Regions from separate parts of the Homo sapiens genome. Here all the other regions are linked to region 2. Evidence: chromatin loops called from intact Hi-C (ENCODE). Cell type or tissue: HepG2. All regions are shown on one strand. Region 1 overlaps LINC00673 (long intergenic non-protein coding RNA 673). Region 2 holds the start of LINC02003 (long intergenic non-protein coding RNA 2003). Region 3 has its middle 30 kb from the start of SOX9.

Region 1 (8,000 bases), 180 kb before region 2:
GTCTTCTGTATTTCCCATGTATTGGGCACCTCCTATATTCCTGACCAGGGACTTGTTGTCTTGTCTGGGGACTTCCAGGTGTAGTTTGTATTTTAGATGGGGAATTGTGAGGGTGGATTCTTTAGGCAGGTAATCTTGTGAAGTTCCTTATTTCTAGTGTTCACTGCACAGAAAGCTTTGAGGTGTGGTCTAATACTTCAGTGCTTTTGGCAGCCACCATTCCTATATTTCCAGAAATGTGATTATGATTGTTTAGCCAGGGTTTAAGGCCACGAATGGTGACGTGGTTTAGACATCAGCTTTTGGCAAGGCTGAGGGGACATGGGGTGATTTCATTGTGTCCGAAGTTAGCATCTGAAGGCTTTCAGTGCGATGTGTAAGATATATTTTTCGGGAGATTTAAGGCTTTAAAACACCATCTTAAGAGAATAGAAAATATCAAATAAGAGAAACAGATTGAGTGCTCATCTCAGCTTTTCTATTCATTCATTGCAGACCTTGGAATAGCTTCTCATTGTCTCATTTCCTTGGTTTTCTTCTTGGTAACGTGAAGAACCTGCCCCCACCTCCACAACCACATCACAGAGGTCTCTGTCAGGAAAGATGGTTCAAAGCCTGGAAATGCTTTAACATTATTATTATTATTACTATTTGAGATGGAGTTTTGCTCTTGTCACCCAGGCTGGAGTGCAATGGCACGATCTCGGCTCACTGCAACCTCCACCTCCTGGGTTCAAGCGATTCTCCTGCCTCAGCCTCCCGAGTAGCTGGGATTGCAGGTGCCCACCACCACGCTGGGCTAATTTTTTGTGTTTTTAGTAGAGACAGGGTTTTCCCATGTTTGGGCAGGCTGGTCTTGAACTCCTGACCTCAGGTGATCCGCCTGTCTCGGCCTCCAAAAGTGCTGGGATTACAAGCCTGAGTCACTGTGCCCAGCTTATTGTTTTTATTTTTTTGAGGCAAGGTCGGACTCTGTTTCCCAGGCTGGAGTGCGGTGGCGCGATCTCAGCTCACTGCAACCTCCGCCTCCTGGGCTCAAGCCATCCTCCTACCTCAGCCTCCTGAGTAGCTGGGACTACTGGCCTGGCTAATTTTTGTATTTTTCTGGAGAGATAGGGTTTTGCCATGTTTCCCAGGCTGAACTAAAGTGATCTGCCCACCTCAGCCTCCCAAAGTGCTGGGGTTACAAGCATGAGCCACTGCGCTCGGCCAAACCTGAAAACTTTTAAAATGAGGTTTCCATCCGTGAGAATGGGACCCCCAACCCATCCCCATCTCTTGTCCCACATAACAAAGTATGTGCTTATTTTATAGGCATTTACCCATCGAATAGCTTCTTTGAAAAGGCTTGCCTCCCAAATTCATCCCTCTATTCATCAGTTGCTTATTGACTCCTTTCCCTGTGCTGGGCCTTGAATTAAGGTCCTAATTCAGACATGAAATGCATGCTGATCAAACTTATTTGGGGGAAAAAGGAGGATTCTGTAAAATCATACCCACAAAAAAAAAAAAGGAAAAGAAAAAAAAAACCATTGAGTTTGATTCTTAACAACTTCATTGCTCCTGGATGAAGAGGGTCAATAAGCTATTGATACTCAGGACATGGTGGCGGTGATTGTGGGAGGGAGAATGGCTTTTGGTAGATCTGGTCTGGAGGTTCCTGCTTTCTGAGGAAGAGACTGCCTGAACCTAGACATTCCAAGTTCATTTTGTAGATGGCACTTTCCCTGCAGGACCAAAACTGCGACAGCCACAGGTATTTCCTAAACCACCAGTCCTGTATTAGGTGAGACTCACATGGTGGATAACCAACAGGTGGTCATAAAAGATGTACTTTTCAAGGCTGAGTGTGGTGGCTCATGCCTATAATCCCAGCACTTTGGGAGGCCAAGGTGGGAGGATCGCTTGAAGCCAAGAGTTCAAGACTAGCCTGGGCAACATAGTGACACGCCATCTCTTTTTTTTTTTTTCTTTTTCTTTTTTTTTGAGACAGAGCCTTGCTCTTGCTGCCCAGGCTGGAGTGCAGTGGCACAGTCTTGGCTCACTGCAACTTCCACCTCCTGGGTTCAAGTGATTCTGCTGCCTCAGCCTCCCAAGTAGCTGGGATTACAGGCGTGCACCACCATGCCCGGCTAATTTTGTATTTTTAGTAGAGATGGCATTTCACCATGTTGGCCAGGCTGGTCTCAAACTCCTGACCTCAGGTGATCCACCTGCCTTGGCCTCCCAAAGTTCTGGGATTACAGGTGCGAGCTACCGTGCCTGCCTAGACCCCATCTCTTAAAAAGAAAAAAAAAGATGCACTTTTCTGAGTAGGAACAATGATTGAATCCTGAAAGTAAAGAAGAAGGGCAGAGATTTATGTAGAGGAACCCTTTCGTGAGGTGATTTCTGGACTGGGTCAGTAGGATACAAACCTTATTGATGTGCTACTCATAGAATAAGAAGACCTGATGGGCCTCATAGTGTAGCTCAGAGAGTCCTGAATGAAGCTGTGGGGAGACCTGCCTCTTGTCGTCTTTCACCATGGCTGTCTGTACATCCAAGGCAATTCTCCAACCCCCTTGGGCCTCTGCTACCCCACTGGTGAAATGAAGGAGGTTGACCAGATGCCCCTGTGATTCCTTGCAGGGGCCTCAGTCCCACTTCTTGCTTTTGGCAGTGTTTGCCAGCTCAGCTCTTGGGTGTACCACCCCAGGCCTGTTGCTAGGTCCCTGGTACAAGCCTTTGGGACCAGTTTCAAGAGAGTGTTTAATACACAACCCTGCAGACTCTCACAGACCTTTCTGGGTAACACTTACTTCATTGCACTTTTAAAAATGAAAACGAAAGAAAATGCAGCTTAGCCGACTCACAGTAATCAGGGCTGACAGATGTCACTCAGAATTTTATTATTTAAAGCCACAATGATTTTCCAAATAACCTAAAAATATATAATCCAACCTCAAAATAGTGTCCTGTAACAGAGGCCAGGGAACCCTATAGGAAATGAAGTCAATATCTTGGCACCTCTTGCTTGCTGGTTCCGGGGCTTTGAACACTTTTATGTCCTCTGAGAAATACAGGAACATGGAACCATATCAAGTTGCTTAGTGAGGCCTCCAAGGTCTCAGAGAGCTGGGGGTGTCTCGGGTGCTTCTCCTGGGACCTAAGCCAGCGTGACACTTCTTCTGGTCCCAACAGCGTTTCCTCCTCATTCTATGAGAGCATGGGTGGAGATATAATAGCCTTCACGTATTTTAAAAATCAAGCATCTTCCTGTCAATAGGTTGTTCTGCTATATTCAGAAGATCACATTCTGAATCTGGCCACGTGGGTGTTAAAGATAGTTGCATAAGGAAGCTAAAGTTTATTGAGTAGATACTAACATCCAGACACTGTGCTAAACCCTCATTTATTCCTTATAATTATTTATTAAATACAGATGCTTCTCTACTAACAATGGGATCACGTCTTGATACCCATCATAAGATGAAAATATTGTAAGTCAAAAATGCAGTTAAGACACTGCTCTTACCAAACACTATAGCTTAGCCTAATGTACCTTAAACATTAGTAGAACACTTACTTTAGCCTACAGTTGGGCAAATCATGTAACACAAAGCCTGTTTTATAATAAAATCTTTTATTTTTTTTTTTGAGGCGGGGTTTCTCTCTTGTCATCCAGGTTGGAGTGCAATGGCACGATCTCAGCTCACTGCAACCTCCGTCTTCTGGGTTCAAGTGAGTCTCCTGCCTCAGCTTCCTGAGTAGCTGGGACTACAGGCATGCGCCACTATGCCCAGCTAATTTTTTTTATTTTTTTATTTTTTTATTTTTAGCAGAGACAGGGTTTCACCATTTTGGTCAGGCTTGTCTCGAACTCCTGACCTCAGGCGATCTGCCTGCCTCGGCCTCCCAAAGTGCTGGGATTACAGGTATGAACCACCTCCCGGCCTATAATAAAATCTTGAATATGTTATATGATTTATTGAATTTTTTTTAGTATCTTCAAAGTGAAAAACAGAATTGTTGTATGGGTACTTGAAGTGTGGTTTCGGCTGAATTTGTTTTGCTCTCACGCCATCATAAAGTAGGAAAATTGTATGTTGGGGACTATCTGCATTATTTATACTTATATCAATGACATTAACAGATAATTAATAGTGATGTATGAATTAAAGAAGCTTGTGAAATTTACTGCCCCATTTTACAGATGAGGAAGTTGAGGCCCCGAGAGACTAAGGAACTTGCCCAGTGTATGAGAGCTAAGAGATGGCAGAACACGTTGGGTTTGCATCTGGGTGGGTGGATAGGGGTTTGGGAGCTGGCATGAATTTCATTGCTGGCTAAAGATCCTGAGCCAGCAGTCCCCGGGCCAGCGGGTGGGACCAGCAAGGCTGTCTTCCTAGGACTGAGGATTGGAGAACTGGTCTGCCTCAACGTGGGAGGGAAGAGGGGACACTTTGCGCTTGGTGCCCATGCCCCACCCTTTCCGAGGAGCTGTCAGATGCTAGGCCCTGTGATCCCAGGTGGAGGCCCAGCAAGGTACCCGCTGCAAGTTATCTTTCCAGATCGGTCTCCAGGAAGCATCTCCGTGTGGCTTCCGAGCTGGGGGAGCTGCAGGCCGGGCTGCCAGCATCTGACTGGCTGTTATTTGGTTTTCTCTGACTAGATCTTTGTTTCTGTGAAACCCTTAGCTGCTGAGGCTCTCGTGCTGCAGCTTAATCGGCGCTGCATGGAGTGCTAGCCTGGTTAAGTAAACACCGTTGGAATATTACCTGTCTGTTAACCTGTCAAAATTGCTTTACAGCCCCCTTTTATCTTCCCCCCGACGGAATTTCCCCTGGAGTTTTCTGCCTCCTCTCTGGTTCCTTTCCTCGCCTGCCCTCCTTCTCCTGCAAAGCTTCCCCACCCCCGGAGTCATTAAATATTGTCAGAGTTCCGCCTCTTATGGCTGCCTTGTTTGCTCAGTTCAGATAAATTGTTGTTGACTCTGTGATGCAGACCAAGGGCACTGGGCTCCCAGCCCCAAGGAAGGAAGCATGAGGTCTGCCAGGTGGGAAGAGGCGAGGGGTCTGGGGGAGGATGCATGGGCGGGGGCCCTGCCTCCCTGGCTGCACCTCGCTCCCCCTGGTCGCCTCAGAAGGAGCCAGTGCTCTGTCCGGCCTCACCGTCTCGCAGGCCTTCTTCCTTCCCTGCTTGCCGGCACCACCCTCTCTCTAAACAATGAGTTTATGAATTTGAGGGTCTTAGGGGAACATCCAGTTCTAACCCTCACAGCCCTTAGAGGCTAAGCCCCGACTCCGTGTTTCGGTTTTAGGCTTGGACTGAATGAGTTCTAGGATTCTTTGGAGATTCCACCTTAAAAAAACTGTGGTAAAATACATATAACAATATAACATCATTTACCGTTTTAACCAACTTAAAGTATACGGTTCAGTGACATGAAAGCATTTACAGTGTTGTGCAACCATCACCACTATTTGTATTCAGAACTTTTTTCCAAGTCCTTTAAAAATCTTTATTGAATGAAAATTGGTATGCATAAATTGTACATTGTTTAATACACACATTTTGAAGAGTCTGGACGTATGCATACACCACCCCAAAAGGAAAGCCTGCGCTCATTAGGCGGTCATTTCTCCATTCTCCCTTCCCTCCAGCCCCTGCCAAACATTAGTCTACTTTCTGGCTCTATGGATTTGCCTATTCTGAATATTCTACATAAACAGAACCTCACAATATGTGGCCTTTCGTGTCTGGCTTCTTTCACAGAGCATAATAGCTTCAAGGTTCTGGAGATCCACTTTTGTCTTCTACTTAGAGGGTGGAGACTGATCTAAGGAACGGTGGGTGACCGCTGGAGACCTGTGGGGAGGTCTTAACTTATTTCTGGCAGTAGTTCCTTGTTCTTGGCAGCCTTGAGCCTCTGATCTCTCCAGCAGTGGCCTGGTACCTGGAGAATTTCTGCTGCATATTTGGGGAGGTCATTTTGACTTTCACTGAAACCGCCAGGCCCTCCCTCTTCCCTGGGCCTCTGCCACCTCCCTGATCCAGTCAGATGCTTCTGTCCTGCCATCTCTGGGTCAGAAATCTGACAACTCATGGAAACAGTTCATCTTTGGGCACTTGGGCTCAGCACACTGGGTAGAAAAGCCTCTCACTTTTAATCAGAGAGCCGGATGACAAAATTAGGGGTGTGTGTTTTGGGGTTAGCTGGGGGTTTGAGTCTCAGCTCTGCCATCACCTAGCTAGGTATCCTCAGTGCTCCCACCTATCAAATAGAAGTGGCCGTGCCCATCTTTTAGGACTATGATGATTGAATGCACTGATAACTTTAAGTTACTTTGTGTAGTGCCTGGTGTTTAGGATGTATACGGTAATTGGTGATTGTTAATGAAATCTAGGTTAAAAAGATAATCAGTGCAGTACCCCATCCTCCTACCACCCTATCAACGTTTGCCATTCTAGAGTTTTTAGCAACTTTTAGAAACCACACAGGGCTTTAGTGCATCTTGTCACTAGATGGATTTGCTAGTTTTCAGGATTCTAGAAGGCTCCAAACTCAGATCATGGTTTGGTCCGTGACAAGGAGAAAACCTTGGTTATATGCAAGACCGTAACAAAATTTCCCCATTTCTTTTCTTTTTTTCCTTTTTTTTTTTTTTGCCCCGCCATTTTTGGAATTTCTTATAGTCTAAGATGATTCTTACTATACTCATGTTTCCATCCCACCAAACCTTGAATCCATTGAGACTCAAATGGGCTCTAGAGAGCATGAAAGAGTTAACGTGTCCCTGAGTGCCCAGTTTCTTACAGGATTAGGGGAAAAGTGACTTTATTTTTATTTGCAGCCCGACTCAAGCTCAGTGTAATTCCACAAACTGTTGAATACCTTCTACGGGAGTTCACAGGCAGTCCGTGGGGATGGTCACAGGCACGTGATGTCAGGTTCTGTTTTTGGCTGTCTTGAGTGATTAGTGAGTTGCGTAACCTCTTTGTTCACCAGGTCCCTGTCTGGGAATCATTTGCCCTCAGCCTGTGTGTGTCCTGTGGGGCGAGAGGGGGAGTGCTCTGCTCACCACCCTGCACCCGCTGCCCGGCTCTGCTTCCCACTCTTGGCTGGTGCCCCGTGGGCCTTTCAGGCGATCTGGGCGGAAGTAGGTCAGGGACCTTCCAGCTGTGGGATCCCCAGTGGGGTGAGTCCGTTGCTTTGCTTGGCTGTTGGAGCTGAACCCACTTTTGTTTCCTAAAGGAGTAGCCTTTTAGTTTTAATTGAAAAAGCAAGCACCGTACTTCTGTCAAGCAAAAAGGTGTGAATTTCCTTCTTTTTTTTCCTCCCTGATATTATATGTGTATTTTTTTCTTTAGGAAGGGTGAGCCTGTGGATTTTCTTCCTAAAGTCAGTTTTATTGAGGAATAATTTACATACAGTAAAATTCATCCTTTTTTTAGTGTTCAGTGGACTCCATTTCTTTTTTCTTTTTTTTTTTTCTTTTGAGACAGGGCCTTGCTCTGTCATCTAGACTGGAGTACGGTGGTGCCATCAGAGCTCACTGCAGCCTTGATCACCCAGGCTTAAGCTATCCTCCTGCCTCAACCTCCCGAGTAGCTGAGACCACAGGCATGTACTACCATGCCTAGCTAGTTTTTCCATTTTTTATTTTTTGTAGAGACGGAGGTCTCACTGTATTGCCCACGGTGGTCTTGACCTCTTGGCCTCAAGTGATCCTCCCATCTCGGCCTCCCAAAGTGCTGGGTTTACAGGCATGAGCCACTGTGCCTGGCTAGGATTTCAGTTTTTAATGCAAGGCTGTCTTCCTAAAATATCCCCATAATCAGATTTGGAGTGCTGTGGCTTCATCTAGGCATGCAGAGTTGAGTACCTGAGAAGGCAGTGCTTGATGTATGGTCCTTGAGATGAAATGGATTCAGGCATACTAAGAAAGTGGTACAAGGGAGACACATTAAAATGAGTTTTTACCCTTTCATTGTGAGAGTTGAATGACAATTGCTAG
Region 2 (8,000 bases):
TGCTGGTCCAGGGAGGCCTGAACACACGTGAGCTATGCAGCAGATGTCTTGCTCACAGCTCATAGAAATGGGGATGGAGACCATCATAAACTCATTCCAACAATGACATTACTTATGCAGAAAGCGGCAAACAGGTGACATTGAGATCGAAGGCTTTCCATCTGCAGGTGCTGCTACTGTGTTGTGGGCTTGTCCTTGGGAATGAACAGTAGACTGGAGACAGAGTCCTAGGCATAGCCCCAGAGTCACTGGTGACTCTGTTGGTCATTGGGCTGGTCCTGTCCCTTCTCTGGGCCTTGATGTCCACTTTTCCAAAATGGGGAGTGGATGGGGGATCTTCACTTCTCTGTTTCCTCAAAGGCAATCTAAGCGGGTTCATGTGGGATAACCCCAGAAAGATCCCAGGAGGAGCATGTGGGGGAACCTCCTTTTTATGCATAGTTTAAGGGGAGGGAGAACAGCTCTGGCCTGGTCCAAGCCATTGCACACACTGTCCTTGTGGCCTGGACTCCCGGGAACATTTCTGGCATTTGGGGGGAAGGTTTGAGTTTGCTATTTTCCAAGCAGCACTGCTTCCCCGTCCCAAGAGAAAAAAACTGGCAGAGGAGAGCCGTGCCCTCTCACCCCTCCTCTCTGCATGGTGGTAACACTTCAGTGGGCTCTCTAATGAGCCTGCACCCCTCCCTAAAGCCATGGCTTGTTTGCTTCTCCCGGGAGCCTGGCACTGAGCCCTAGATGCTGTCATTGTCTTGGGGACAGACTCCCCTCTCCCCAGCTCCTTACGTGGCTCACACCACTAGGTTGGGCAACTTTGTCCCGAACCAGGCTCGCACTCTGGAGATCCTTGAGCGGTTCCTCCATCCCCGGTGGCTGCTGAGAGCAGCACAAATCGGCTCAGCTGGTGCTGTGTGCACGTGTGCGCCTTTCCGTCTGGAAAGTTCTCAGGCTGGGCGAGGGGGGCCGATCTGCAGACATTTCATTCACAACTTGTTGTTGGTCAGTATTTCTCTTCCAAGGGAGGCGGAGGTGTGGTTGCAAAATAAATCTTAGTTTTTTTTTCTCCTCCCCAAAGAAATCATTGTGTTGTAATGCGGGGAGAGCCCGAGACGATGACATTTTTATGGGGCTGCCTCTGGTGAAGACTGTAGTGTCTGCTCCGGCCATCCAGAGGGTCCGTAGATCTCTTTCTCTCTCCCATCGCCATCCCCCGCCCCCTTTCTCTCACAGTAATACAACTTCAGTTCAATACTTGTCTAGAATTCTCAGTGGGGCTACCTAGGCTAAGAGGGGCGGGGGCGGGGGAGATGACATCATATCCTCACCAGCGGATTGGCTGCTTGCAGGCTTCAGGAATGATATCATCTCGGCTTGTGCCTCCCCACCCCCCTTTACTTCCAGTCCTTTCCTGGCCGGGCAAGGCCCCCCTCCCCAGCACCCCACCCCAGGATACCCCGTTGCCTTGGAGACCACAGTTTTCCACCCCGTTGTCTGAAGGAATAGCAATTCATTATATGTGTGACGTGGGGGTGAAGGGTGCAGGGAGACCCGGGCTGGACGGTTGGGAAGGAAGGTCGTGGACAACAAAGTAATGAACAAAAATATGTTTCACGCATGAGAAGCTGTCCGAGATGGCAGTGAGGGAGAGGTCATGGCAAACGGTGTTTATGGCATGGAAAAGTGAAGATTCAAAAAAAAACCCAAGGAGAGGCCAAGATAGTGTGGAAAATATCCACCCCCTCCCAGAGACAGCTCATTAGGAAGGTTTTGGAGGGAGACTCGCAGGAGGTCAGGGGCTGCTGTGTTATCTTTGGAGGAAAGGCCATCCCTTCTCTTCCCCTCCGCAGACGTATCCAGTGAGACAACTCTCTCCCCAGCAAGCTTTTCTCAGGGAGCAGGCAGTTTCTTGAAAAAATGAACCAGATGAGGATCCACCCACCTCCAGAAACAAAGACTGTGGCTGTCTCCAAGAATGAAGCACCAGTCTCTTAGTTGGTATCCCCAGGAGACCAAGGTGGGAGGGAAGCATTGCCCATCGAGGTTGTATGTGGTGTGTGTCTGTATCTGGGTGTGTTTCCATGATCTGTGGATGAACTGCATATGCCAATCATATTCACTAGGGAATATTTCAATTCTTATTTCCCTGGGACAGGTTAAAGACAGCAGCTCACAAATTCCCCCGGGTCCTGTCCTACCTCCTTGCACGCCTTCCCCACTCTTGTCTCTTTCCAGAGGCACTCAATCTCTCTGCTTGCACTGTTCATATGTGTCTATTTATTGTATTTCTCTAGGTGTGTTTAATGTTGATTTTCTTGTCCAGGGCATTCTTTAGATTCAGCAATTCAAGGTTTGAGGTTTAGAATATTGGCGGGGACTCCTGGCAGGGATTCTGCTTTTTTGGATCCCTAATGATGTGTCAACCCCCAACTCTGTCTCTTCTTGGCCTCTCATAGGCTGCCTCTGAGGCTGTTACAGGTGATTCTGAAACTACAGCTTTCTAGTTAGAAGGAAAATAAGCACATGGCAAAAAGAGATGTTAAACAGGTACCCGCACGTACCTGAGTGTTGAAGAATGTTGGGTAATAAGGAGAGAGCCAATAGATGCATTTTAGGAACAGATTGTTTTAAAATGTGTGTGCAGAGATTGGTGTATATTTTTTCCCTATGTCTACAACATACTAACAACTCAATAAATGTTGGCTATTGTTATCTTCTTGTTTATTCTTACAGATTTTGTCAGCTAAAAGTGCATTTTTAAATACCAGCTAAAATGGATGAAAACTATATACACTATACACAAACATACACATACATGTGCGGGTCTGTGTGTACGTGCATGTCTCTCTCTATATATACATATATGTCTCTGTGTGTGGGTGTGTGTGTGTGTCTTTGTGATTGCATTTCCTTATTTCTGTTTTTGAGCTTTCTCAAATGTTTTGCAGTGAGTAGGTATTACAAATATAATCAGGGAAAAGAAGCTATTTTAAAAAATCGGTCATTGGGCAGGATGTTCCAAAGGGCAGATGAATGTAACTTCCAAGATGAAGTAACCGGATGTCTGTCAACTCAGAAAACAAGGTATGCGTTTGTCCCCTGTGGGGTGGTGACGTGAACCTCTCTGGAGTCCTGTGGCTCCTCTTCATTCTGCCTTGGCCTAATTTCTCTGCTTTAGAGTAAACGCAGCTCCTCTGAGTGCCAGGAATGGAGGTGATCTCGGGCAGCCTTCTAATCCATCCTCCTCCCATCTAAACTGAAAAGTGGATATTAATCCAAGATTTCCACAATCCGTCACCTCAGAATCCACACGCCCAAAACCAAAGTCATAATTTCTGAAACTATCTCCTACCACCCCCTAAAGTTCCTGTGTTTGCCCCAAGAACTACTATTTTTATCCAAGCCAAAACATGTAAAGTCATTTTTGATTACTCTCCGTATGTCAGTCTCTAAGAGTCACCAAGAACAGTTCATGTTTCCTTCCAAGTATGTCATTGCAGTCATCCTTTCCACTGTCCCACTTTTCTAATTCAAGCCATTTCTTTCAAATTCCAGCTTAAATGCCTTCTCTTCCATGAAGACTTCCTTGATCACTCCTGTCTTTACAGATGAACGGCTAACTGGAATACCAACAGAATAAACAGACTTTAGTCCTGCCATCTGCCCTGGCCCATGCAGCCTGGCATTGTTTAGGGGATCATACCTGGCTTCCCACCCAGGCCACATGACTCTAGAGGGCAAGACTTAGTAAGGTCACGTAGTAGGAGCTCAATATAATTTATTGGTTAGACAAGAGGAAACCACTTCTTCTCTTGACAAGCCATGTTGGTATTTTACCTTCTTCCTTTTATAGATATACCCTCCCAAACACCTGCCCTGAATGCCTACCATTTAATTTAAGCTAGCTTTTCTCTCTCTTTCCTAGTCTAATTTCTTACATGTTCTTGTCCTTTAAGATATTGATGAAACTCTACCTAAACTCCACCTTTAGAGTTTAATTATTCTCCCAGTAAGTAGTTGATTCTCTTAGTTGATTTAAAAGGCAGGACAGTCCAAGGTTTAAGGGTGTGGATTCTGGAGCCAGACCACCTAGATCCAGGGGGTCTAATATGGTAACAACTAGCCACATGCACCACGTAAATTTAAATATAGTTAAATAAAATTTAAAATTCACTTCCTCAGTTACACCAGTGACTTTTCAAGGACTTAATAGCCACATGTAGCAGTGGTGACCCCACTGGAAAGCATAGCCATGGGACATGTCTATCACTGCAGAAAGTCCTAATGCAGAGCACAGGCTAGATCCACTGTGTGTGCAACCTTAAGCAGAAATACCGTATTTGACTTTCTGGGCCAATTTCCTCATGATTCCTACCTCGTTGAGTTGTTCAAGCCTTAAATGAGTGAATACACATAAAATACTTGGAATATGTCTAGTGCATAACCACCACTCACTCATAGTTAGTTGTTACATTCTGCACAAGCTTGTGTTCTAGCTATCAATTCATCTCTGTGACCTCATCATGGGTCTGTCTTGCATTTTTTGGTAACAGCATTCTCAGGGCCTTCTGCCAAGGGCCCGCTTTGATCTCCCTTAAAGGACAGCATTATCTGACCAGAGGTATTCATGGGGCCCACCTTCCTACTCAGTCCCATACACATTTCTTTATAAAGCCATCAGCGCCCCCTTAGAAGTAAGAAGTGCTCCGTGTGGGAGCTGGGGAGGGGCTGTGAGGTTGGCAGTGAGCCCCTGTGGCTTTCAGGATGGGCTCCTTGTCTTGGTCACCACCAGGCCATGGAAGCTCTGTTTTCTCCCCGGGACCCGGGGCAGCGAGTAGAGAAGCTGGAATGATGTTTAATCAGCCTGGGCATTCCTCACTGGTGACCTAATGAGCCGGCATGACTAAATGACCATTAGACGGAATGTTTGTGTGAACTGCAATAGAAAAGTTCCTCTCAACTTCCTGAAAAGGAAGATAATATATCTAAATAGCTTCCTGTCTCTTTGCTGCCAAGCAGCAGCCGCAGCAGCAAAATAGATTCTGCAGCAGGGAAATATTTAGCACATTGGGTGTGCTCAGCCCCTCTCTGTTTGGAAGGGTGAACCCAGCAGGGAAGTGAGTGGGGCAGGAGACATTCCCAGATGCTTGTGATGTTTGGAGAGATGATTGACGATTTGTTTCTGGGGTGGAGATTAGGAAGACACAGGCCAGGTATAGAGGGTATTGAGGAGCATAGGACAGAGATGGGGTAACCTTTCAGGATCTTGTTGCTCACCTTGATGTGGTGTTGTCAGGGCCTGGAGCAATCTTTGCTTTGGTTCTTAGAAACCTCGGTTCATGTTTTAGCAGGAAAGGGAAGGACAGACTGCTTCCTGCCTGCCAGATTGCTTCCAAGCCCCTATGCATGTCTCTTTGGAAGACCTTGCCATTGCTGTTAAAAATATGCTTAGGGGCTTTGTTTTGAATGGAAACTGCTACTTTACGCAGTCAAACCACAAAACACAATCCAGAAAATCCCATCTTCCATTTGCCATGGCTCAAGAGGGAGGAGGAAGCACGAGGTGTGCCTGTCTGTGCTGCCCTGGCTGGCAGTGTCCCTGAGGACCAGCTCTTGCAGACTTAGCCAGGTACCTGTGGGCTCAGCTTTGCTAGGACTGTCCCAGGTGTGGGCCCTTCTCTCCACACCCCTCCCCAGACCTCATTTATCCCTTTCTCTAACCACAGGCTACACCAAGCCCTATTAGCAGCTGTTCTTGGGATCCAGACCAGAGATTGGCAAACTTTTTCTTAAAGGGCCAGGAAGCAAAAAAATCCTAGGCTTTGTAGGCCAAGAGGCAAAGTTAAGGCTATTAGGGAGGTACTTATATAATCATTTTAAAATAAAAGAACGCTTTTTAGTTAGAGGGCCATGCAAAAGTGGGCAGTGGGCTGGATTTGGCCTGTGGGCCGTAGTTTGCTGACCCATGATATAGGCTGTAGACTGATGAACAATTTCTGTTTCATGGATGGGAAATATTCATTGAGAAGTTACTATGTACTGGATGCTGTACTGAATGCTGGGACATAGATGAAAAACAAAACAAAACAGTGGAACACAGGCTGTGTCTTTTCTAATTGCTCGCTTTCTCATGGGATGGTAGATTTATTAAGAGGTTGCTTCAATACTAGATTGTAGGTAAGTTCAGGGGCACACATGTTCAGAGGGATGGGGTTGGAGAGGAGTGTGTAGCCCAGCTACAGCATGTGGGGTGTGTGTGCGTGCAAGAGAGCGAGGAAGTGAGCAAGCAAGAGCTTGCCATATGTGGCTATTTCAACTTCAATGAAGTAAACTCGAATTAAAAATTCAGTGCTCGGTTGTACCAGCGACACTTCAAATGCTCAGTTGCCATGTGCAGCTAGTGGCAGCCATAATGGAAAGAGAAGGGGAGAGAAAGAGAGAAAAAAAGAGAGATGACGAGAGGGGAACATGGTATAACAAGAGAGGGGAAGATGGGATGACAGAAGAGGGGGAAGATGGGATGACAGGAAGGGGGAAGATGGGATGACAGGAGAGGGGAAGATGGGATGACAGGAGGGGGGAAGATGGGATGACTGCAGAGGGGAAGATGGGATGACAGGAGGAGGAAGATGGGATGACAGGAGAGGGGAAACAGGCTTTCTAGCTCAGAGCTCAGAAGATTCCCTATTCTTTAGGTCCCTTGAGATTGATCAGGAATTTTCTTGGCCAAGGCAAGGCAACCAGAAGGGCAGGGATTCCAGGCAGAAGGCATGACATAGGCAAAGATACCAAAGTTGAAAGTGCATGGAATTCTGGGAGCAAAAAACGCCAGCCAAGGAAGAGCAGGAGATGAGACTGGAGAGTAGGCAGGAAGGCAGAGCACCAGGTCTGCCTGTATTTGTTATTCTCTGGTGGAAGAGGTCACTAGGGGACTCGGCATCCATTGCCCTTGCCTCAAAACAACAGTGAAGTGCACTCTTGTGATTGTCTCTAACGTTACAGAAGAGGGGACTGAGGATCAATTTAAGTGATGCCCAAGGGCACAGAAAAGAGAAGATAGGGCTGTAGTGAAATCAGGACCTTTGTTTGTGCTCCTTATACCATCCCATCCTCTGTCCCTCATAAATGTCACCGAGCCACCCAGATGCTACTACTGTGCCCTTGGTTGCCCTCAGCCCACAGAGGTTTTGACAGGAGCTGTGGCTCTCCAAGCCACAAGCTCTCTGTGGCTATTTCAATTTCCATTAATCAACATGAAATAACATTTAACACTCAGTTGCTCATTTGTGCAAACCATATTTCAAGTGCCCAGTGGCCCCGTGTGGCTGGTGACCACCATATTGGACAGCACAGATATGGGACAGTTCCATCATCACAGCGAGTTCTGCTGGACAGCGCTGGTCTAGATTCACCAAACTTGGGAGCAGAAATCTCTGTTCTTTGCTGGGCTTCGGGAAGCTGTGAGACATGAAAAGAAGAAAAGAAAAGAAAGCTCAGCTCTTCTTCACAAATGGGCTGTCCCTTGCAATGTGGGAATGTGTCACCACCCCTCAGTGCAGTGACCGAGGGAGAGGAGGCACAAAATGGGGCTGAGGTGGGGACTTCGTGTTTTCCCCAATATTACTAAGCAACCGCGTCCTAAAATCTCCAAAGCCAGCCACAGAACTTTGTTTACCAGGAAGAAAACACTTGAAAAGGAGAGTATTTGGCGGAAATGCACTTGAGATTAACAGGTCCCCCTCCCTTTCTTTTTCTTTTAATGCTGTTTTGTTTTTCTTCTGGGTTGTTCAAGGTAGTGACCTAGCACTCAGCCCCTTTTGCCAAGAAACTCTTTCCCTGCCTAATTAGCCTGCGGTATTGTTCCTGGGTTCTGGGAAGGGAGGGGAGGGGAGGGTGGAGGGAAGGAGGGCAGGGCTGGGCAGGGCCAATGAGGAACTGGAGAGAGGGGGCGCTGGGGCTGGTCATTAGATGCCGAGGTCTTGAAAATCTCTCTGTAATTAATTTTC
Region 3 (8,000 bases), 190 kb after region 2:
AACCTTCTGGGCTCAAGCAATCCTCCCATCTCAGTCTCCTGAGTAGCTGGGACTACAGGTACATGTCACCACACCTGGCTAATTTTTTTATTTTTTGTAGAGACTATGTCTCCCTGTGTTGCTCAGGCTGGTCTTGGACTCCTGGGTTCAAGGGATCCCCTGCCTTGGCCTCCCAAAGTGCTGGGATTACAGGTGTGAGCCACCACACCCAGCCTATTATCTGTTATTATCTTCTGTTTACAGATAAGCAAAGGCATACATTATTGAATAATTTGCAATAGGGAAAAATTGGAAACAAACACGTGCAAATTGCAAATTTCTTACTCTTATATGAGTTTTTGTGCCCTTATATGAGTTTATTTTAGTCTAGATTCTGAGAACTTGAAGAATGCATATTTGAAATGACAAATATTGCCATGTTGCCCTACAAAGGACCATAGTTATTGACTCACCCACTGTTAGTGTATGGGGGCACCTGTCTTTCCACACTCTCTGCCATGCTGGGTAATGCCAATTTTTTTAAAGTTTTTGCGAGATATTTGGAACAGTGTTACCTAACTAATACAGTAAGCACTATGCATGTATGGCTATATAAGTTGATTAGAATGAAATAAAATAAAAAAATTCAGCTCCCCAGCCATACCAGTCAAATTCCAAATGTTTGATAACTGCACATTGCCCTAGAGGCGATCATATTAACAATGATCATACAGAGCATTTCTGCCATCACAGAAAGTTCTGCCAGACAGTGCTGCTCTTGCACAAAAAAATGAAATCTCATTGGTGTTTCATGCCTGTTCCCGATACTAGTAAGATTGATCAGCTTTTCATAGAATGATTATAGGAAACTCTTAGGCACACCTGCTATGTAACAAGCATTAATCTAAGTGCATGATGCAGGTAATCCACTTAATATATTGATTGACCTGTTGTTTGAATGCAGACAAGAAGGCTCAAGAAGTGAAAGGGAGTTTGAAGGTGCCCCGGAGAGAGGACTAACTGAGCCCGCAGGTCCCTGGGGAGGATTTGGAGCAATTGGTCTTTGATAGCAGAAGGGACTTGTTTTCCCCTGAAGCATCAGGGAAGGAGGAGGAGAAGATGACTAAAGTGGGGCTGCATCTGTAGGTTTAGTGGGGATGGCTTCCATCTTCTCTGTGAAATATAAGGCATGATCATCACCCGGAAGGGAAGGAACAGGGGACATTTCCAATGGGAGGGTCAAGGAAAGCAGAGGTAAACCATAACCACTCACTCATGACAGCAATGTAGTTATAGATCTGATTTTCTTTCAGCAACTATGCTGGCATTAAACTTACAGCAAGGTGTGCCCTCTGAGACTGAGTTTTCTCAGTGTGGAATGCTTAGCTTCTGAGAAGCTTAGATGAAAGCTCCTACGTAATGGCTGGGGGTGCTGCCCAACATTCAGTAGAGCCCCAGGAAGTTTCTGTTGAATGAATGAATGAAGTAGCTGTGTTTTTCTCCCCCCTTTTCCACTTTCTGCTCCCACCTCCAAGCAAATTAGTGTATGCGTCCTTTCAAATTTGGTCAAATACCTAAAACAATGTGAGCAAATCCTGGTAGAGTGAGCTTCAGCAAGTGCATGTCCTCTAACCAAAATTAAGAAACGTGCCACCAACATGGCACATGTATACATATGTAACAAACCTGCACATTGTGCACATGTACCCTAAAACTTAAAGTATAATAATAATAAAAAAAAAAAAAAAGAAAAGAAACGTGCCACCTAGCTCCCCAGGCAAGTAACCCTGTCCAGCCCAGCCCAAGGTCCCTGAGGGGGTCTGTCCTTTCTTTAGCTCTTAGCTAGTCCACAGCCATCCAGGCCGTTTCCTCTTTGTCTTGGCTTGGAGTTGAATGGACGTAGCCCTCCCTTCGGTTGGAGGTGTAAGCTGCAGTAATGTTGCCTTCCTGAGGTCTCTTCAGCCTCTGACCCCTGACAAGCAGGTAGAATGAACTTCTTTAGAGAATTATATGCACCTTGGAATCTTCATAATGAGTTCCCGACTAACCAATCAGAAAAGAAAATGCAGCTTGGGAAGTGAGGGTGAAGGGAATGGGAATGTCTCCTCAAGGATTTTCTCCCTGGGCCTAAAGTATTTACATTCAGATTTGCATATAATTTGCATATAATTTGTCTGGCTACAAAGCCTTTCTGTTGTTCAGATAATGTGTAAGCTGCAGTTTATTTCTACTGTGTCCTTCTCTGCCCCTGTCTTTCCTTACCTCATCTACTCAAATGTGTGGTAGAAATGTCAGGACTGTCAGGGACCAGTTTGGTGTTTGGGACAAGGGTAGGCTCTGGGTCACATTCTTTCTGTGTTAGCAATGCTGCATGATATTATGCATTTTATTGTTGCAAAACATTTTGGACAGCAAAAGAAACCAGAACGGGGCTGCCTGGAGTAGGGTTGGAAGCAATAAGTAGAGGAGTGAACTTGGCTCAATTAGAAAGGGGAGTAAGTCAGATAAACCAAAAAAAAAGGTGAAGTCTGGGAAAATTAATTAATAACCCTTGCTAACATTTTATTTAAAATGCTTACAGCATACCAGACATCGTTTTCAGCACTTTCAATGTATTATGTGTTTAATCATCATAACAGCCTTGGGAGGTGTGTAACAATTGTTACCTCCTTTTTATAGATGAGTAAACTGAAGCACACAGTGTAAGTAACTTGTCTAAGATTGTGCAGCTAGAAAATAGACAATCAGGATTTGAACTCGATCTTCAGAACCTGGAACTGTGCTTTAAACTAGTCTAGTGTGCTGTGTACAGAACAAGAAGGCATAGTTACAGAAGTGAGAGCGAGTGCCAGCTCTTAACTTTAGGCTGCAGGGATCAGATGCTCAGGCCAGTAAAGGGTTAGGGACAAAGTATCTGGATATCCATGGGGTGGAGAGGTGAAAAGAGGGTTTAGAGGCTGCGCCTACAGCACGAATGAGCTGTAGCTCTGCCGTCACCTCCTTCTGGCTTGGTCTGAAGCCACCCTTGTTTGCTCTTTCTCTTGGCTCTTGGGTTAGAGTTGACAGAGGACTCGCTTCAGGGTAAAAACTGGCCTCAGCCGGTGGCAGTGGCCTGGTGGCTGAACTTAAGCCTGCTGATGTGGATAAGCAGGAATACTTGGTCAGTGGCCAGGACTAAGAGGTCGGCAGGACAAACAATGGCAAGGATGAGTCACTGCTTTATAGTCAAACACAGAGGATCTGTCTTATCAGGGCCCGAGTGACCCACAGGAGAATGCTGCTTGCCGGAGAGAAGAGATGCTGCTTGGAATCTTTCCACAATGGGAAAAGGGAACAGAGGAGTCGCTGCTCCGTGGAAGCCTGGAAATTACTTGGTTTCTCTGTTTAGTCAAACTCTTCGTTTTCAGCATTGATCTGAAATGTAACTTTTCCCCTGGTTTTGATTCATTTTTAAAAAACATTGTATTTTGTTTATGGCGATGATGTTGACTGTTCCGGGATGAAAAGGAGCCAACAGCAGCTGGGAAGTGAAGGGGGATGTAGCTGAGAACAAACCTTGCAGGAGTGAAGGGGAGAAAAATAATTATGAAAGATGGCGTAGAGGCCGGTTAGTATTGGCTGAGACAGTGTGAGAAACTTCCTTGTGCTGGGGCAGTGTTGTCGAGGAGAGAGTGTTGTCATCTGAATTAATTTGCATGACAATAGGCTGAACCCTTATTATGCATAGGGATGCTAATGGGCACCAGCCACAGTGCATTTCCATGGGAAAAGCCTCTTCCTTTGAGGAGACAACCTCTTCCTCCTCCCCTTCCCCACCTCCCCTCCCCCTTCCTCCTCTCCCGACCTCTCCTCCTCCCCTCCTCTCTGTTCTCCCCTCCTCCCCTCCTCCTTTTCCATTTTTCTTCCCTCTTTTCCCTCTTCTCCCCCTCCTCCTTCTCACAGTGGAAGCCCCAGCCCCTCTCCTAGTGGAATATACCCTTGGGGTGGCCACTCTTAATGGGAAGGAGAAGGTTCTATGAGGTGGAAGGAATGAATGCTTTCCAAAACCTCTCCAGACCTCTTACGAAATGACCAAGGAGGAGGTGTGAGTGCGTGTAGTATAATCGAAAACAAATGGATCCCAAATATTGCCAACCTAGTTGTCATTGGAGATGTTGGGGGAGAAGCCACCGTGTGGGAGCAGGTGGGGCAGAAGATACCGAGGTTTAGGGTGAGAGTAGGGCCCAGGAAAAAGGGCAGAGACAGCCTTTATTCAAGGACTTTGAAAATGTGTTCGGTGCAAGCCGTTCTCTTGTAGTGTTTCCATTGCACGCCCTTGAAGAAAGACTTAAAACTTGGCACAGTGGGGCTGCTCTATCTCACTTCCAACACCACCACACTTGGGGAGGCCGGAGAATTCAAGGGCAGAGTCTGGATCCAGATTATCTGGGTTCAAATCCCATCTCTGCTGTTTACCAACTATCTGATACTGACTTTTTGACTTAACTTTTTGTTGCCCTAGTTTCTCCACAGGTAAAATTGAGATATTAGTGCCTTTTCCCCATCAGGCTGTTGTTTGGTTGAGACAAGGCATGCGAAGTGCCTAGAACATACCTGGCATGTTGTAGATACTCAAGGAATGTTAGCTATTACCATCTTCCTTTCTTCTCTAGATAGTTCTCCTTCCACTCCGTTGTCTCTTGTTCCTTTAGAAGATCTCTTCAAGTGTTAGGTGACTGATGGCTCTGACTAATCCCCCAAAGCCCTACATGCCTCTATCCCTGTTCCCCCTGCCCCCACCCCCCACCCCCCCATACAACCACCCTGCTGGTGGCAAAAGAAGTGAAGACCAGGCTTCGTGGGACTGGACCGCTCATGATCACATTGTGTCCTTGGGAAGGGTCTGTCCCTGCTTTGTCACACGGGAAGATAAAAGGTCAGCTGATGAACCTGATTGTACTGTGGGTGCTGGGAGTTCTCAGCAGCTTATCTATAAAATGCCTCATGGTATAAAGTGTTCTCTTTTGTCCAGAACAAGATTTGATTGTCAGAGATGAAATAACTGCCTCTTAAGTGATTTTGACTTGCTTAGCTTTGCCTCACGGTGTCACTGAGGAGGAGAGATAAAGACATCTCATTAATGGGGCTGCTGACCTACCCAGAGGCTTGAAGGGTGAGACTTGGGCACTTCAGCAGCAGTTCTCACACTTTTTTTTTAAAGCTCATGTTTGAGAAATATAAATATTTCTATATTATCATTTAATATCTCAAAATAGATATTTTCACTAAATGTAATTAAAACAGGTGATAATTCTAAATTTTCTTTTTATAAGGCCTTGATTTGAGGGTGTGATGAGGACCAATCAACAGTCTGGTATTAACTCATAAAGCTCTAGCGTGATACCTGTGTCAGAGGCGTTTGAATCAGAGCAACTCCATCTTGAATGGGAGCTGGGTAAAATAAGGCTGAAATCTACTGGGCTGCTTCTGAGGCAGTTAGCCATTCTAAGTCACACGATGAGATAGGAGGTCAGCACAAGACACAGGTCATAAAGATCTTGCTGTTAAAACAGGTTGCAGTAAAGAAGCTGGCAAAACCCACCAAAATCAAGACGGTGAGGAGAGTGACCTCTGGTCATCCTCACTGCTACACGCCCGCCACCACCATGACAGTTTACAAATGCCATGGCAACGTCAGGAAGTTACCCTGTATGGTCTAAAAAGGAGAGGCATGGATAATCCACCTCTCATTTAGCATATCATCAAGAAATAACCATAAAAATGGGCAGCTGGGTGCAGTGGCTCACGCTTGTAATCCCAGCACTTTGGGAGGCTGAGGCGGGTAGATCACGAGGTCAGGAGTTTGAGACCAGCCTGGCCAACATGGTGAAACCCCGTCTCTACTAAAAATACAAAAATCAACTGGGCATGGTGGTGCACACCTGTAATCCCAGCTACTCAGGAGGCTGAGGGAGGAGAATCGCTTGAACCCGGGAGGTGGAGGTTGCAGTGAGCCGAGATCGCACCACTGCACTCCAGCCTGGGCGATAGAGCTAGACTTCATCTCAAAAAAAAAAAAAAAAAAAAAAAAAAAAAAAAAAAAAAAAGCCAACCATCGGCCTTCAGGGCTGCTCTGTCTATGGAATAGCTATTCTTTTATTCTTTTACTTTCATAATAAACTTGCTTTCACTTTACTCTGTGGACTCACCCTGAATTCTTTCTTGTGCAAGATCCAAGAACCCTCTCTTGGTGTCTGGATTGGGACCCCTTTTCGATAACACCTGGTTGGTACCCATGACAGGGTGGAGGGATTTGAGGCAGATATCAAGCTTCTTTACCCTTGTGCTTAGGATGGCTGCCATATCTTACAAACCTTTTTTGACTGTTCAATGCTATTAATAGAAGGGTGTTAATGTGAGGGAACATCTTCAGGGGAAGATCATTTGAGTTCTACTTTACCATGGTCCTACTTAGCACTTTAATTTAAAAAAAATTAGATGAAGTCATAAAAGAAATGCTTCTGAAATGTGTTGATGATCAACAGTTATACAGGATAACCAATATTGATAGTATTACCAATAAGAATTAAAAATGATCTGAAGAGTCTGGTAGCCAGGCATCAAAACAAGCCAAATGAAATTCAATGGGGTCAAAAGTGAAGTCCTGAGATTTTTAGTTTCAAAAATCCATTGCACAAAGATCATGATGACGAAGAACAACAAACGTGGAAACAGTTTTGATGGGAATAAAGCAGGATGTTTGGGTTAATGACAAGTTCAGTAAGAACTGAAGGTATTGAGAAAGCAGCGAGGAATACTGACTCCAATCTTCTGGTTAATTAACAAAGACATGTGGCATCTCCACTTTAAAAAGAGACTCTTTCCCACACCTTCATTTGCAACCTTGTTGTTTGGAATTTGGAATGTATTTTTTTTCCCCTAGAAACACTGTTTTAAATGAACCAGGCTTTGATAAAGCTTCAGCTAAAATCTAGCAGAACAACGGTACAGTAAAAATAATCACTTTGATTCCAATTTGCAGACAGAAGGACAACCCAGGTCTCATTACCTCCAGGCTGTATAGGTGGTTTGCTCTTAGTTTCCCCAGACCCTGCTCCTCAGCAATCAGACTCCTTTTCATGCAGCATGTCCCTCTCGTTCCTACACAGCTGGCTGTGGGCAGCAGGAAAGGGGGTTACCAGAGCTGCCACCGCGAAGAAAGATCAAGAGTGTGAAGCAGGAGATAGCAAAATTCAAACATCGCGCAGGCTCCATTTTGGGAAAAGCCTTTCTTAATTGATTTATTCAATGCCTAGAATAGTAACCCCAGGTAAAACGTTATTATGTGGAGCTATATATTAGGTTGGTGTAGAAGTAATGGGAAAAACCGCAATTACTTTCCCTCACAGAAGGCTCAAGGCCTAGACTGCATTCTGCGGGCATTTCAGGACTTGACAATTTTTTTCTGTATTTTTCAGAGAACTTTGTTAGATCTCACTGCTCATATTGTCATTTCCAGACAAAGGGAGAGAAACTGTAGCAACCTCATGGGGGTTTCCAGTTTTTAGATGGTTAAAAATTTCTTTTTAATCAGGAAATTTCAGTGTGGCTTATTTTATTTTCTCCTCTTTCTTCTCCTCCTTGTCCTCCTTCTTCTTCTTCTCCTCCTTCTTCCTTCTTCCTTCCTTCTTCCTTTTCCTTCCTTCCTTCCCTCCTCCTCCTCCTCCTTCTTCTTCTTCTTCTTCTTCTTCTTCTTCTGCTTCTGCTTCTGCTTCTTCTCCTCCTCCTCCTCCTCCTCCTCCTTCTTCTTCTTCTTCTTCTTCTTCTTCTTCTTCTTCTTCCCCTCCTCCTCTTCCTCCTTCTTCTTCTTCTCCTCCTCCTCCTTTTCCTTCTTCTTCTTCTTCTTCTCCTTCTCCTCCTCCTCCTCCTCCTCCTCCTCCTCCTCCTCCTTCTTCTTCTTCTTCTTCTTCTTCTTCTTCTTCTTCTTCTTCTTCTTCTTCTCCTTCTCCTTCTCCTTCTCCTTCTCCTTCTCCTTCTTCTTC

Evidence for each region. Hi-C counts contacts between places; a loop is a spot of excess contacts. Peaks named below come from ENCODE experiments on the same cell type or tissue, not always from the same donor. Only the 100,000 strongest peaks of a DNase experiment are listed, where the experiment ranks them.
Region 1: it touches region 2 in a loop (9-fold over the local background); 4 of 110 quality-filtered maps call a loop at or near these places.
Region 3: it touches region 2 in a loop (2.0-fold over the local background); 2 of 110 quality-filtered maps call a loop at or near these places.

Annotation. Positions count from the first base shown.
Region 1 is chr17:72,515,971-72,523,970 of GRCh38, reverse strand. All of the region lies in intron 1 of LINC00673 (long intergenic non-protein coding RNA 673), which reads left to right. Among named protein-coding and RNA genes, the nearest start is that of LINC00673, 73 kb to the left of the region's middle. RefSeq lists an enhancer at 6,566-7,074. In HepG2, no CTCF peak of the experiment used is centred here; DNase peaks (open chromatin) are centred at 4,830 and 6,970; H3K4me3 peaks cover 866 bases.
Region 2 is chr17:72,336,117-72,344,116 of GRCh38, reverse strand. LINC02003 (long intergenic non-protein coding RNA 2003) reads right to left here and starts at 1,306. Exons shown (of 4, transcript NR_135222.1): 1 at 1-1,306. In HepG2, no CTCF peak of the experiment used is centred here; DNase peaks (open chromatin) are centred at 3,076, 4,556 and 4,906.
Region 3 is chr17:72,146,879-72,154,878 of GRCh38, reverse strand. No RefSeq gene overlaps it. Among named protein-coding and RNA genes, the nearest start is that of SOX9, 30 kb to the right of the region's middle. In HepG2, no CTCF peak of the experiment used is centred here; a DNase peak (open chromatin) is centred at 3,168; H3K27me3 peaks cover 563 bases.